Regions from separate parts of the Homo sapiens genome. Here regions 1, 2 and 4 are each linked to region 3. A link is a contact called in ENCODE Hi-C or POLR2A ChIA-PET data. All regions are on one chromosome and are shown on one strand. The core of a region is the stretch at or near the end of the contact, and the rest is flanking DNA. Distances in the headings are between cores, read along the strand shown. Region 1 holds the start of COQ10B (coenzyme Q10B). Region 2 holds the start of SF3B1 (splicing factor 3b subunit 1). Region 3 holds the start of CCDC150 (coiled-coil domain containing 150). Region 4 has its middle 33 kb from the start of DNAH7.

The links. Hi-C counts contacts between places; a loop is a spot of excess contacts on that map. ChIA-PET counts read pairs that join two places held with the same protein, here RNA polymerase II (POLR2A). Pooled maps may share reads with other maps.
Region 1: a map of CD8-positive, alpha-beta T cell shows a loop between it and region 3 (9-fold over the local background). The contact joins the promoter of COQ10B here to the promoter of CCDC150 in region 3. A Hi-C loop is called at or near these places in 4 of 168 maps with a recorded cell type or tissue (CD8-positive, alpha-beta T cell, ascending aorta and naive thymus-derived CD4-positive, alpha-beta T cell), 3 of 37 single-sample maps with no recorded cell type and 13 of 50 pooled maps. POLR2A ChIA-PET finds 5 or more read pairs at or near these places in 1 of 52 experiments (PC-3).
Region 2: a loop to region 3 is called in a map of B cell, with 11 times the contacts of the local background. The contact joins the promoter of SF3B1 here to the promoter of CCDC150 in region 3. A Hi-C loop is called at or near these places in 5 of 168 maps with a recorded cell type or tissue (B cell, CD4-positive, alpha-beta memory T cell, CD8-positive, alpha-beta T cell and 1 more), 1 of 37 single-sample maps with no recorded cell type and 15 of 50 pooled maps.
Region 4: a pooled map shows a loop between it and region 3 (3-fold over the local background). The contact joins the enhancer-like site here to the promoter of CCDC150 in region 3. A Hi-C loop is called at or near these places in 2 of 37 single-sample maps with no recorded cell type and 4 of 50 pooled maps.

The regions. Positions count from the first base shown.
Region 1 is chr2:197,452,155-197,454,854 of GRCh38, reverse strand. COQ10B (coenzyme Q10B) reads right to left here and starts at 1,303. Exons shown (of 5, transcript NM_025147.5): 1 at 1,191-1,303. The coding sequence starts at 1,294. RefSeq lists enhancers at 781-830, 1,031-1,080, 1,101-1,580, 1,025-1,641, 1,701-1,770 and 1 more.
Region 2 is chr2:197,433,515-197,436,416 of GRCh38, reverse strand. It overlaps SF3B1 (splicing factor 3b subunit 1), which reads left to right and starts at 1,389. Exons shown (of 25, transcript NM_012433.4): 1 at 1,389-1,445. The coding sequence starts at 1,418. RefSeq lists enhancers at 941-990, 1,011-1,320, 562-1,761, 1,506-2,052.
Region 3 is chr2:196,638,099-196,641,100 of GRCh38, reverse strand. It overlaps CCDC150 (coiled-coil domain containing 150), which reads right to left and starts at 1,386. Exons shown (of 28, transcript NM_001080539.2): 1 at 1,323-1,386. The coding sequence starts at 1,334. It overlaps LOC105373823 (a long non-coding RNA gene), which reads left to right and starts at 1,416. Exons shown (of 2, transcript XR_923747.3): 1 at 1,416-1,705; 2 at 2,534-2,673. RefSeq lists enhancers at 525-1,062, 1,063-1,600, 1,585-1,634, 1,655-1,874.
Region 4 is chr2:196,099,995-196,102,904 of GRCh38, reverse strand. No RefSeq gene overlaps it. Among named protein-coding and RNA genes, the nearest start is that of DNAH7, 33 kb to the right of the region's middle. RefSeq lists enhancers at 1,313-1,412, 1,683-1,832, 1,853-1,942. Within about 2 kb of position 1,509, at least 5 of the 41 ENCODE cell types and tissues checked have a DNase peak (open chromatin) inside an H3K27ac peak, as active enhancers do.

The sequences.
Region 1 (2,700 bases), core at 54-2,553, 810 kb before region 3:
CTCATATACTTAAGTATAATAAAGGTCAGAATCTGATGCTTAACATTGGAAATGAACGCAAACTGCCGCCCTCATTATCATAAACAGTATTTATCTTGGAACTGAAGCCTCAATTTGATCATTAAAGCAACTGTATTTTTCTCAAAAGTAAGTGTTATTTGCAAGACAACATTTTATAAGAGTAATACAAACAGATCTCAAGTATGATGGCGTTATTCTGCTTGAAACTACTTTTTGAGGTTATTTCCTAAAGCAGGAGTAATTTTATGATTTTGTTTGTCTCATCCAACATTTGTCTAAAGGGATTTGGATTTGGTAAGGTTGTTGGTGTTTTTAAAAATTCTTCATTGAATCTTTTTTTAAAAAAATTATTTCCTTGTTTCCAGTAGGGTCGGATCTTCATTTAATCTAAATGTCCTGGGGCTCAACTAGATTTGTGTTTTCTCTCCCCACCTCGTATTTTGTACACCTGAATTCATTTTAAACACACTAACTTTAATTTTCAAGAATATTACAATGTTATTAGTAAAAGGAAACTAAGTCGTACAAGTATGGTATCCGTGTCCCGACCTCCATCTCCACCCCCACCTACCAAAAAATGAACCAACCAGGAAAATCGAAAGCTGACTATGCTTCAAGGTTACAGGACCTGTAAGTTACAGCAGAGTGAAAAAATCCAAGTCCCTTATGCTGGCTGTATTTAGTTTTGTAAACACTAAATGGCGAGGGCAAAGCACTCTTTCAGAAATTGGGAAAACGCATCTGACCATCTGGCAGGTAGAAGGAACCGGAGAAGGGGGCTCACCGCCAAACACAAACTCCCATACAGCCAGCAGCCGGCAACCCTTCTGCGCAAAGTTAAAACTTTCCAACAGCAGTAGCAACAAGCCATAGGGGAGGAGACCGGAAGAGCCCAAAGGCACCAATGGCCAAATTGCTTCCAAAGTCGCTTCGCCGATGATTCACCGCCTCTCACGAGGCAAACGAGCCACGAACACAGCCTTGGGCCCAAGGTGATGCGCGCCGCTCTTGAGTCCCTCAGATGCCAAACGCAAAAAAAAGCCTTCTCCTCTAAAGACACGGAAATGCACCGAGTCCGGCTCTGCCTCACCCCCAAATCCTTCCGGTCCCCCAACTCGGCAGCCAAAATCGAAAACTACTCTCGTCTCAGCGCCCCCGCTGTTGATTACCTGCCATTCCGCACGGGCGCCTGCGCCCCGGCCGCTGTCGCCGACTTCGGACGGCATCCCGAGACTACCCTTCTCAAGGCCGTATGACCAGTCCGAGCTGCCATGATAGACTCTCCGAAGCCGGTCGTCACCTCCCGGACCAGCCCTGCAGCACCGCCCTCCTCTGGTCGGGCCCGGAGCCCGGCTCCGGTCTCTTCCAGCCAATGGACTGGCCGCCTGCGCAGCCTGACACGCCCCTTCTTCCCTTCCGGGTTGCACGTCGCTGACACACGCTGACCGTAAACGTTCCCGTCAGCCTGTCGGCCAATCGGAGCTGCGGGCCCGCCAGGACACACCTCTCTCTCCTGACCGACCAATCGCTTTTCCCGTGCGCTCGCGCAATTTGCGTAATACTCAGTGACTGCTCAGTCCACGCCCCGCGCAGGAGCTGTTCCTGGATTAACCAACTGCCTGGTTCTCCTGGGGTCCGCTTCCGGGAGGCTAGTCAGTGAGCCCCACCCCCCCGGGGGCTGCGGGAAGCCCCAGGGCTTGAGTGTTAATTCTGTAACTGTCCGAACCCGTGAGTGCGGAGCCAGACAGGCCACCACTCCTGGCTGCGAAGCCTGGCTGTCAGCGTCCTGCTTGTTAATGATTGTCTAATACAATGCCTGCCTTGCCTATCTCACGGGGTAATTGTGAGGGCAACATAAGGTCCTGTCATTAGGAAAGACTCAGTTATCCAGCAGCAGTTCCGTCTGCCTTCTTCCTGCGTGTCCCACATTTTAATTGGTGTTCTCGTATGATTTGGGTTTCCCTTATTCCATACTAATCAGACGACTTCGCTTTGATTTACTTGTTTTGGTGATCAGTCATCAAGTCCAGACTTCTTGTTCCCTCAGTTTGTTTTCAGGTCTTTACTTAAGGTTTGTGCACCAATAGTTTTCCTGCAAACTGTAAAGTGAGGATGACAATACTACCTATTTAATATAGTTTGGGTGTAAATGAGATTGTTGATTAAATGTAGTCAGATATTTGTGTGGCACCTACTAGATGCTGGAGAAGTGAGCAAAAGTCTTCACTGTCACAGAGCTTATATCCTAGTGGGGGAAAGAAACCAATTAGTATATAGTGCAATGGCAGCTTGTTATATGTCCCATAGACTAAACAGTACAGCAGGGTAAGGAGATGAAGAGGGAGGAATATGGTAGGGTGCTGTTTTATATAGGGTGGTTAGGAGGGGCTCTAAGAGGATGACACTGAACAAAGGCCTAAAATGAAGTGAGGAAGTGAACTCTGATTACTTGGGAGAAAATGGGCCGGGCGCGGTGGCTCACGCCTGTAATCCCAGCACTTTGGGAGGCCGAGGCGGGCGGATCACGAGGTCAGGAGATCGAGACCATCCTGGCTAACACGGTGAAACCCCGTCTCTACTAAAAATACAAAAAATTAGCCGGGCGAGGTGGCGGGCGCCTGTAGTCCCAGCTACTCAGGAGGCTGAGGCAGGAGAATGGCGTGAACCCCAGGGGGCGGA
Region 2 (2,902 bases), core at 140-2,639, 800 kb before region 3:
GCTGTGATCGCACCACTGCCCTCCAGCTTGGGCAACAAACCAAGACTGTGTGTCAAAAAAACAGAAAAAAAATCGTTTGTGTCACCTGATCTGAAGAAGGGAGGGAGTCTGGTGAGAGGGAAAGAGGGAGCAAGGCTGCAGGTCAGGAGTCACCAGGGACAGGTTATCTAAGCTCTCAGTCCAGTGCCATTGTCCATATATCTCCCACCTACCGCTAGCCTCAGGAAAATGGCTCCTCACTTTACCCAAAGTAGATATGGGGTCTTCCTGCAAGAGGAATACACCCATACCATTTCCCTCCCTTCAAACGACCATACTGACCCATGGTATGGTTAGTATTTGGGTTGCAGGTTTATCACATAGCGAGGTACTCCTCTCTTTGTGATGGCTCTAACCTTGATAACTACCTGTTTTCCTCGGCTGCTTCCGGGACCCATCTTTCTGAGCCTTTCTTTCTTTTTCATCGTCGAAGTCAAAGACCAGTGTGACAGTACAAGGTTATATTATAATTGATGCCCAGGAAAACAGACTGCCGTATTCTGATCTATTAAAATTCCTGATTTAGGAATACCGTCTAGGATTTAAGAGAAACATCTAATGAATGTTAATAATGACGATGAGTGGTTTTCTAGGAACCCATAAAGTAAAAGGCTTTAAAAGGGTGGCAAGATTGTCACTGTGCAACTCAGCAACGATTTGTGAGGCTCAACGAAATTCCTACCCAAATTATTTGCAATTATTAAACAGAAAGAATGAAAAATGACCTTGAATTACAGGGCGAAAGATGGGACTGTTAAGACTGTCTTCGTAACTAAGCACTGTAAAGACTGAGACAGCTGCAAGGGAAAGTTTTCCTCGAGCTCTTCCAGTGAATTTTGGGAAAAGGGATTGAATGTCTGAGGTCTCTTCCAGCTCTGAAACCGCAGCGTTTCGTACAGTGTTCATTTTTTTTTAATGGGAGGGGTCTCGGGGTCTTGCTCTGTCGCCCGGTCTGGAGGCTTGAGTACAGTGGCGCGACACGATTACGGCTCACGGCTGCCTCGAACTCCTGGGCTCAAGCGATGCTCCCGCCTCAGCCTCCAGAGTTGCTGGGACTCAGTGTCTGTTCTTAACTCCCTTCGTAGAATCCACTTTCCTCCAGGGCAAAGTTACTCACTTAAGGACCTTACGGCTCGGCTCGGGGATTTCCTGGGTCACCACGCAGGCGACTTCAGGGCCCAACCGTGTCTCCTCCCCCACCCACAATGCACCTCGCGGTTCCCTCTAGGTGGCAGTTCTGTCACGTGTCACCCGACGGAGCGCGCTCCCGTTTGGCGCACGCGCAGAGTGCAGCCCCCAGCTATTTTTCTCCGTGGCGGCGGCGACGAGCGGAAGTTCTTGGGAGCGCCAGTTCCGTCTGTGTGTTCGAGTGGACAAAATGGCGAAGATCGCCAAGACTCACGAAGGTAAGCGGTCTTTCCCTGCTTACGTGTTTTCTTCGTTGCTAGCCTAATAAAAGCCTTTTTTCCTAGGATTCTGCCTTTTTCTATGGTTTCTTTCGTAGGAGCTGAGCCCGCGTTTCGGGGCCAAGGGTCGTCTCCTCCGCGCCAGCGGCGCAGGCCACTGCCCCGCGTAATGGCGTCCTCCTCTTACACCCCCGACAGGCGCTTTGTTCAGTGTTTGGGACCTGCTACTTCAGAGTAGCTTCTCTTCTCTGACCAGAGGGCCTCGTTTAAGCGGCTTCCTCAGTAGGATTCGTGGGCAAGGGATCGGGGAAGCGGGCGTGGGGAGAAGGTCTCACTCGCCTCTCGACACTGTCGTCCCCATAGTTTGTGCAGAAGAGGGTCAGAAAAGCACTGAAATACGGCAGCCGCTTTTCCGGCAGACTGAATCGAATTTGGTTAAACCGAGATTCCGTTACTCCTACCCTTGTGTGTCTTCAAGCGTCAGTTACTTGTTTATTTTTCTTGCACGAAACGATTTGGGGATAAAATCTGGTAGTTGTTTTCCCTCCCTTAGTCACTTTTAGTATAATATTGATCTTTTTCTTTGGAGACTGGTTATTGGAGGAGCAGATGGAAGAGGAAAACATAAATTACTTTCATTAATGGCCGAAGCTTTCAAGCTAGTTGATCGTTTTATGGAATACAGAGTGTGCAAATTAGGAAAACGTTGGGAATAGACTGGAGTTCATTAGGAAGTATCCAGAGATGACAGAAAATGGGATCACTTTTCAGAAAAGACGAGGCATGAGAAGTTGGAACTGCATTCTTTGATTTCTGACTTGGAATCCGAGATTTTCACTGAGAACGAGACTTCTAAGTCACTTTTGTTTCATATGTTCTTTCTGGGTATTTGGCTCGGTATTAGTCTGTGAGAGGTAAGAGACTGAGGCCATCCAAAATTTTACAGTCTGATAGGAGAAACAGATGTGTATGTTCTCATTCTCTCATGAGGCCAGATGCATGCTTAAGTAGAAGAAAAAGCAGCATGTTCTGGGAACCTGGGTAACGGAATGATTATGTTTAGGGTTGTTTCACTGAGGAGGTTACATGACCGTGTTTTAAAAGGATCAGTCAGTTTTAAATCGGGAAGGACATCTGAGCCTGAGAACATCTTGTAACAAGGTATTGAATCGTGAAAGGTGTGTTTGAGTAGTAGTCCACTGTAGCAGGAACAGAGGGTGCAAGTAGAGAAGAAATAAATGAATCTGGAAAGGTTGGATTAGGACCAGAATGTGAATGGCTTTGAATAGTTGGGTCACCCAGAGGACCTGAAGTCCAGCTTTCTGCTATTTATCAAACATGCTAATGAATTGTCAATGACTTTAATATTAGTATACCATTTTAGGTATTTAGGATTTAAATGCTCTCTTAGTATTCCTAGGCTTTATTATTTTGTCTTTAGACTATCTCAAATATAA
Region 3 (3,002 bases), core at 137-2,636:
GTTTCAGCTACTCGGATGGCTGAGGCAGGAGAATGGTGTGAACCCAGGAGGCGGAGCTTGCAGTGAGCTGAGACTGCTGCACTCCAGCCTGGGCGACAGAGCGAGACTCCGTTTCAAAAAAACAAAAAACAGAATACACAGAGCCTTGAAGGCCATTGTAGAAGTCTGGCTTTTGCTGTCAGTGATTCTCAGAGTCACTGGAGGTCTATAGCTGAGGAATGCTATCCAACTTTCCTTTTAACTGGATCATTTTGACTCCCTCCCACTCCAAATGGTGGAAGAACAAAAGCAGAAGTAGAGATGCTGCTGGCCAGAACCAAGGTGACAGCAGCGGTATTCCTACTGTAAGAAGTGGTTAGTGGTTAGATATACTTGAAAGATAGCTTTTGCTGATGCATTAGATATGAGATATGAGGGAAAGGAAGAAGCCAAGATTACTACAGGGTTTTTGGCCTGGATGGTGCTATCACTGAGACAATGCAAACTTATTAAGGAAGAATCCGTTTTGTGGAAAAGATAAAGAGTAGTTTTTAAAATGTCAAATTTAAAACATGAAAGATACCAAATACATTATTGAATTTGTGGATCTGAAGTTTGGGGGTGAGGTGTGGACTGGAGACTAATTTCTGAAGAGCTCAAGAAAACCATAAGGCGGGATAACAGAGAACACAAAGGATTAAAGGACCTAGTCCTGAGCACGCCAAGATTAACAAATTAGAAGCATGTGTTGGGGGGCATTTAAGACGGACTAATACGAACTTCTCTAAAGTGGGGTTAAAAATAGACATTTTTCTATCTTTAGAGCCTAATACAGTGCCTGGGAAATTATAGGTGGTAAATAAACAGGAGAATACTTCGACAGGAATTTAACGAATGTCTATTCCGTTCTAGCAAGAGCGCCAGGTACTGCGGAAACCGTAAAGAACAAGTGCAAATTCCTGACACCTATATTCTGGTAAGCAAGCCAGGGAGGATTAACTGGTGGCAAAAATCAAACATTAACGCCGAAATAGCCTTCCCAGGAACCTATTAAACTCCAACTTAACACATAAATAAAGGTGGTATTGGGCTTATCTGGAGGCTTCGGTGGCTATCTCCCATCCCTCAGCTGGAGCCAGGCCAATGCAAACTTCGCTCCTAAATGGCTTTCACCGGCAGCCAACGCCAAAGCGCCTTAAATCAGGGCCCTGAGGTCCAGGGAGTGAGACTGGACTCCGTCAGGACAGGGAGAGGGCGCCAGGGAGTGGTGACTGTCCTTATCTGAGCCGAAGCCTCGCGAGCCTCCGACCACCCCTCACCAGCCCGGGGCCCGGCAGCCTCACCTTACAGTCCATCTGTCCGCCTGAGGCTCCGTACTGCAGCAGGCGAGCGGGTTTCCGTGGAACTAACACAGCATTTTAAACCAACCCGCTCCCCGGCGCAGTAGCTCCGGTACGCAGGCGCACCCGTGGCAGGGCATGTCGGGAACTGTAGTTTTCCCGGCCCAGGAGGGCCCTCAGCCCTGGGCGGGACCCAGGCCGGCATCCGGCGGCGCTCAGGGAATGCGTAGCGCCGTGAACCGAATGGCGGCAGGCTCCACTGTGCTCGCGAGCGGGGCACGCCGGGATATGTAGTTTCCGGCGCCTGCCCTCCGGGGGGTCCTGTGCTGCCCACTTCACAGTGACTTGTCTCCGCCTGGTGAACTCGCGGTGTTCTGCTAATCTTGGTAAATACATACCCTACAGCAGAGTAACGAGCATAAAAATTGGTTAAAAATTCAGAGCTTAAACATTCTTCTCGTTAAAGGAAAAATCAAGTCCCTCTTCGTCCTCGTCCATGATGGCCACATGGAGAGTAAAACACAGAAATCTGTTTTCAGGTCTTTCGTCTCTTCAGCATAAATTATTTCTTGCCCTGTCTACAAGTTAATAGGTATTTGTAAATCTGAGTGTAAGTAGCTATGAAACGGAAAAGAGCATTGAGCTGTCCCTGGTTTTTTTGGTGGTTTGCTTTTTTGAGATAGGGTCTTCCTCTGTCGCCAAGGGTGGATTACGGTGGTGCGATCTCGACTCACTGCAGCCTCGACCTCCCGAGCTCAAGCGATCCTCCCATCTCAGCCTCCCCAGTATCTGGGACCACAGGCGCGCGCCACCACGTCTGGCTAATTTTTGTATTTTTTCGTGGAGGCGGGGTCATCACCATATTGCTCAGGCTGGTCTCTTTGGGCTCGAGCCATCCGCCCACCTCGGCCTCCCAAAGTCCTGGGATTACAGGCGTGCATCACCACACCAGCGTTTCTGAGTTGTTTTGCTTTAAGAATATGTATTCTCACTTAAGGGAAAGCCTTCTATAGTGCAAAGACGCGGCTTTGCGTTTTGGTAGCTGGACAGAACACCTGTTATCCCTGCCAGGGCAATTAAAATGCATTTCTCTCTTCTCCCTGAGAGTGCAGCCAAGAATCACTTCAGCCCTCTCATATAAGCAATCAGATCCGAGATGAGAGCTCATTTACTTAGCCTGACAATTGATCTTGCTATTCTAATTCTTTTCATAGCGGAGCCTCAATGTGAGATGCAGAGACTGCCCATCAAACCACAGCCATATTCATCAAGCTTTGAGCCGATCCGGTGAAGAGAAATGAGCACTGCATACATTATTCAGAGAAAGGGACCAAATAAAGCTTTTAATAGGAAATGAAAATGTATTTTAAAGCGTCAGTGCAAACAGCCAATTATTTTCATTATGTATGTTTTATCTTGCAATGACCTCTGGTTTATCAGTGGAATTAAGAGATGAGTGATACATGTATCCACGTGTTTTTGTGTAATGAGAGTTTTCACCTTCTCCTCAAATCTCCATATTAAGCAGCAGTCAGGGAACCAAACTGATTAAATTCGTGTTTTTCATTTGTTTTCCCTTATTCACTGTCTGGCAAACCGTATAAGAACTTAAGCAATTACAGAGTTAGAGAAAAGGACCTGAAGTCTTCAATAAACTTGAAATCAGGGAGTATAGTCCTCCAA
Region 4 (2,910 bases), core at 260-2,759, 540 kb after region 3:
ACTTTCGATTTCTGGAAGAGTATTATAAGCCACAAACTATCAACTCCTATATACGTTGAAAAAATAAGCATTAATGGTAAACTGTAGGTATTGAGGAAATTGTGTTCATGCAAAGGGAATGAACATGATGAAGAGGGCTTGGTAAACTGTAATTATGATCTCCTCTATATTACTTTACTACTAGCCAGCCATGCCAGAGTGTCTGCCATCATCTTTCTCTTTGCAAGTGAGTATCTTTGTTCCTAGTTGGTATCCCTAATTTAGCCCCAAGTGATCAATCCTTCTTGCCTCCTCATCTCTATAACAACACTTGATAATTAAATTGTGTCTTTTCTATGTGCCAGGCACTGCTTTAAGAGCTTTGCCTGGGTTAAATTAATCATCAGGATGAGACTTTGAAATTGTTACTACTGATATTCCCATTTTACAGGTGAGCAAATTCAACTGCAATTTCCTCAATAACCCCAGTTTACCATGAATGCTTATTTTCTCAGCTTGTATAGGAGTTGACAGTCTGTGGCTCATAACAGTCTTCCAGAAGTTGAAATAAATTCAGGTTCCTACCCGTGAGGACCAGTTAGGATGCTTTTTGGTGAAATTTTCACTATATCCAATGGGGTTTAAACAATAAAGAATTTATTATCTCTCCAAACAAGAAGTCCAAAATTAGGGTTGCAGGGTGGATTGATTTAGCAGCTCAGTCATACCAAGATTTCTTTTACTAGGAAGAAAATACTTTTTCCAAACCCCTAAGCAGTGTTTCTTTTTTTGGCATGATCCCTACGCCATTCACAGGCAAAGGGGAATGGATGATCCATGACTCCTCTCTGAGACTGAGCCTAACTACCATGAGCATATTGTTGCCTGATCCCTGAACAAAGCCTGGGGTCTATTAGCAAAAGGAAAAGTGAGGGAACCAAAGGAGCCTTACTCTCCAGGACATCTGCACGCCACCAGAGTGCAGAATGTAAGCTGTCTTGCATGCGTATGAAAAACATAACTCTAACACTGACCCCAAGGTCTCTCCTGCTGTGCATAACTAATAGGCCCTGTGACTGCTTACTGCTGTGATGCAGAACAGACTTCACAGGTGCTCCTCGGCTGGGACTGGTGTGGCAGCGTGGGAGGCAGGGGCATACTGTCACTATGACTGAGCAGAGTATTATTGGAAATGGTGTTTGACTCCCTTCTTATTGGTGCAACTCAAAAGGGCAATGTAGTAAACAGTTCCAGACAAATTTGAAGACAAGATGTTTTTCATAAGGAAGGAAAAAATTCTCACAACAAGCCAAATGTGCATCTTTTCAGATAGGAGCCCTTCATATTCACTGGAATTTCTTAAAAAGTAACTTTCCACATATTTCCCCCAAAATAACCTATTTCACTAAGAGTAAAGCACGTGGCACCTAATTTATCTTCCCTGAACAGAGTAGAGCTGAGTCACTGACACAGAACTGAAACCTTCGCACCCAAGCAGGCTCAAGGGACTGAGCCAGAACTGATTCTCAGATAGCTCAACCCTCCCTCCCTCTCCCACAATAAAGGTTCATATCAAAATCACACTCTGAACATCTGACTCATATCTTGTGATTATTGAACATACTCCTCCTGTACCAATGTTCCTGTGGACATTTGACCATTTCCATGTTCATTTCTTAGGGAAAACAGGATTGTTTAGCTGGAGGTTGAATCAAATAGATATACATATTGAAACCAAGTGTCCTCTCTTGCTGTCTGAACATCCAAACAAAGCTAGGAGCAGCCCCCTTACCATTAATCAAGGACCAGATAAACAGCTATCTGCTGAAGAGGACTTCTGCAGCAATGGCTTAGCCCTCACCTCTGGCACAAGGAAGGATGGATGGGTGGGCTGCAATTAGTTGGCATGTTCAAAATAAGAGACAAGTGGCAGGGAACACCTCTTGGTTTGACTTCAGCTTGCATCACTGTGGCTCTTGACTGCCATTTCTACTTTTCCTGTGTAGATCGAAAGCTCTAATCCTTACCCCTAGTAAGTGCAATAGTGCCCTTTGTACAGTTGGAGACCTCCACCTCCTAGTTTGAGCCAGAATGTGTTCTGTGCGTAAATACATTACATGGAGTCCAAGAGATTTCTTTCTTTCTTAATTTACACATAATAATTGTACATATTCATGGGGTATGTAAGGATGTTTTGATACATATAATGTATGATGATTAGATCAGGGTAATTAGCATATCCATTATCTCAAACATTTATCATTTCTTTGTGTTGGGAACATTCAATATCCTTCCTTCTAGCTATTTGAAACTACATATTGTTAACTGTAGTAGTCCTACAGTGGTATAGAACACTAGAAACGTATTCCTCCTCCCTTGCTCTGATTCTGTAACCCTTAACAAATCTCTCCCTAAAGGTTTCTGTTAACTCCTAATAAATGATCGCGTGGGTTGGCAGAGTCAAGAATGAGGTTAAATGGAGAATTCTTGGCCTGAGGACTATGAATTCCTTTTTTTTTTTTTTTTTTTTTTTTGGCCCATTTGGTTCCACGTGTGCCTCCAGATCTCTGGTGCTGTGGAGCAGTGACTGTGCTGTGTGCTGCACACCTCACTCTCTTGCCGCTTTCCCTGGTCTCCATCAGGACTTTACCAAAACACTCAAGTGCTGTGGCATCTGAGAATGTCCCTCTATGCACTGTCTGTCCATATAGTGAGATAAGGGAGGTGCTGGAAACAATTGTTCTCTTCCTCTATGATTCCTGCAAGTATTGTTTTGCAATTGTGCTGCCCGCCTTGAAAATCACATGGTGCCCCACTGGCAGCTTTATGATCATTTCTCTAAATGAAAGTGAGAGGTTATCGAATTTGTCTAGTTTAGTGTGAGTCACTTATATGCCTGGGAAATGAAGTCCTATCCTGTGTTATTGATAC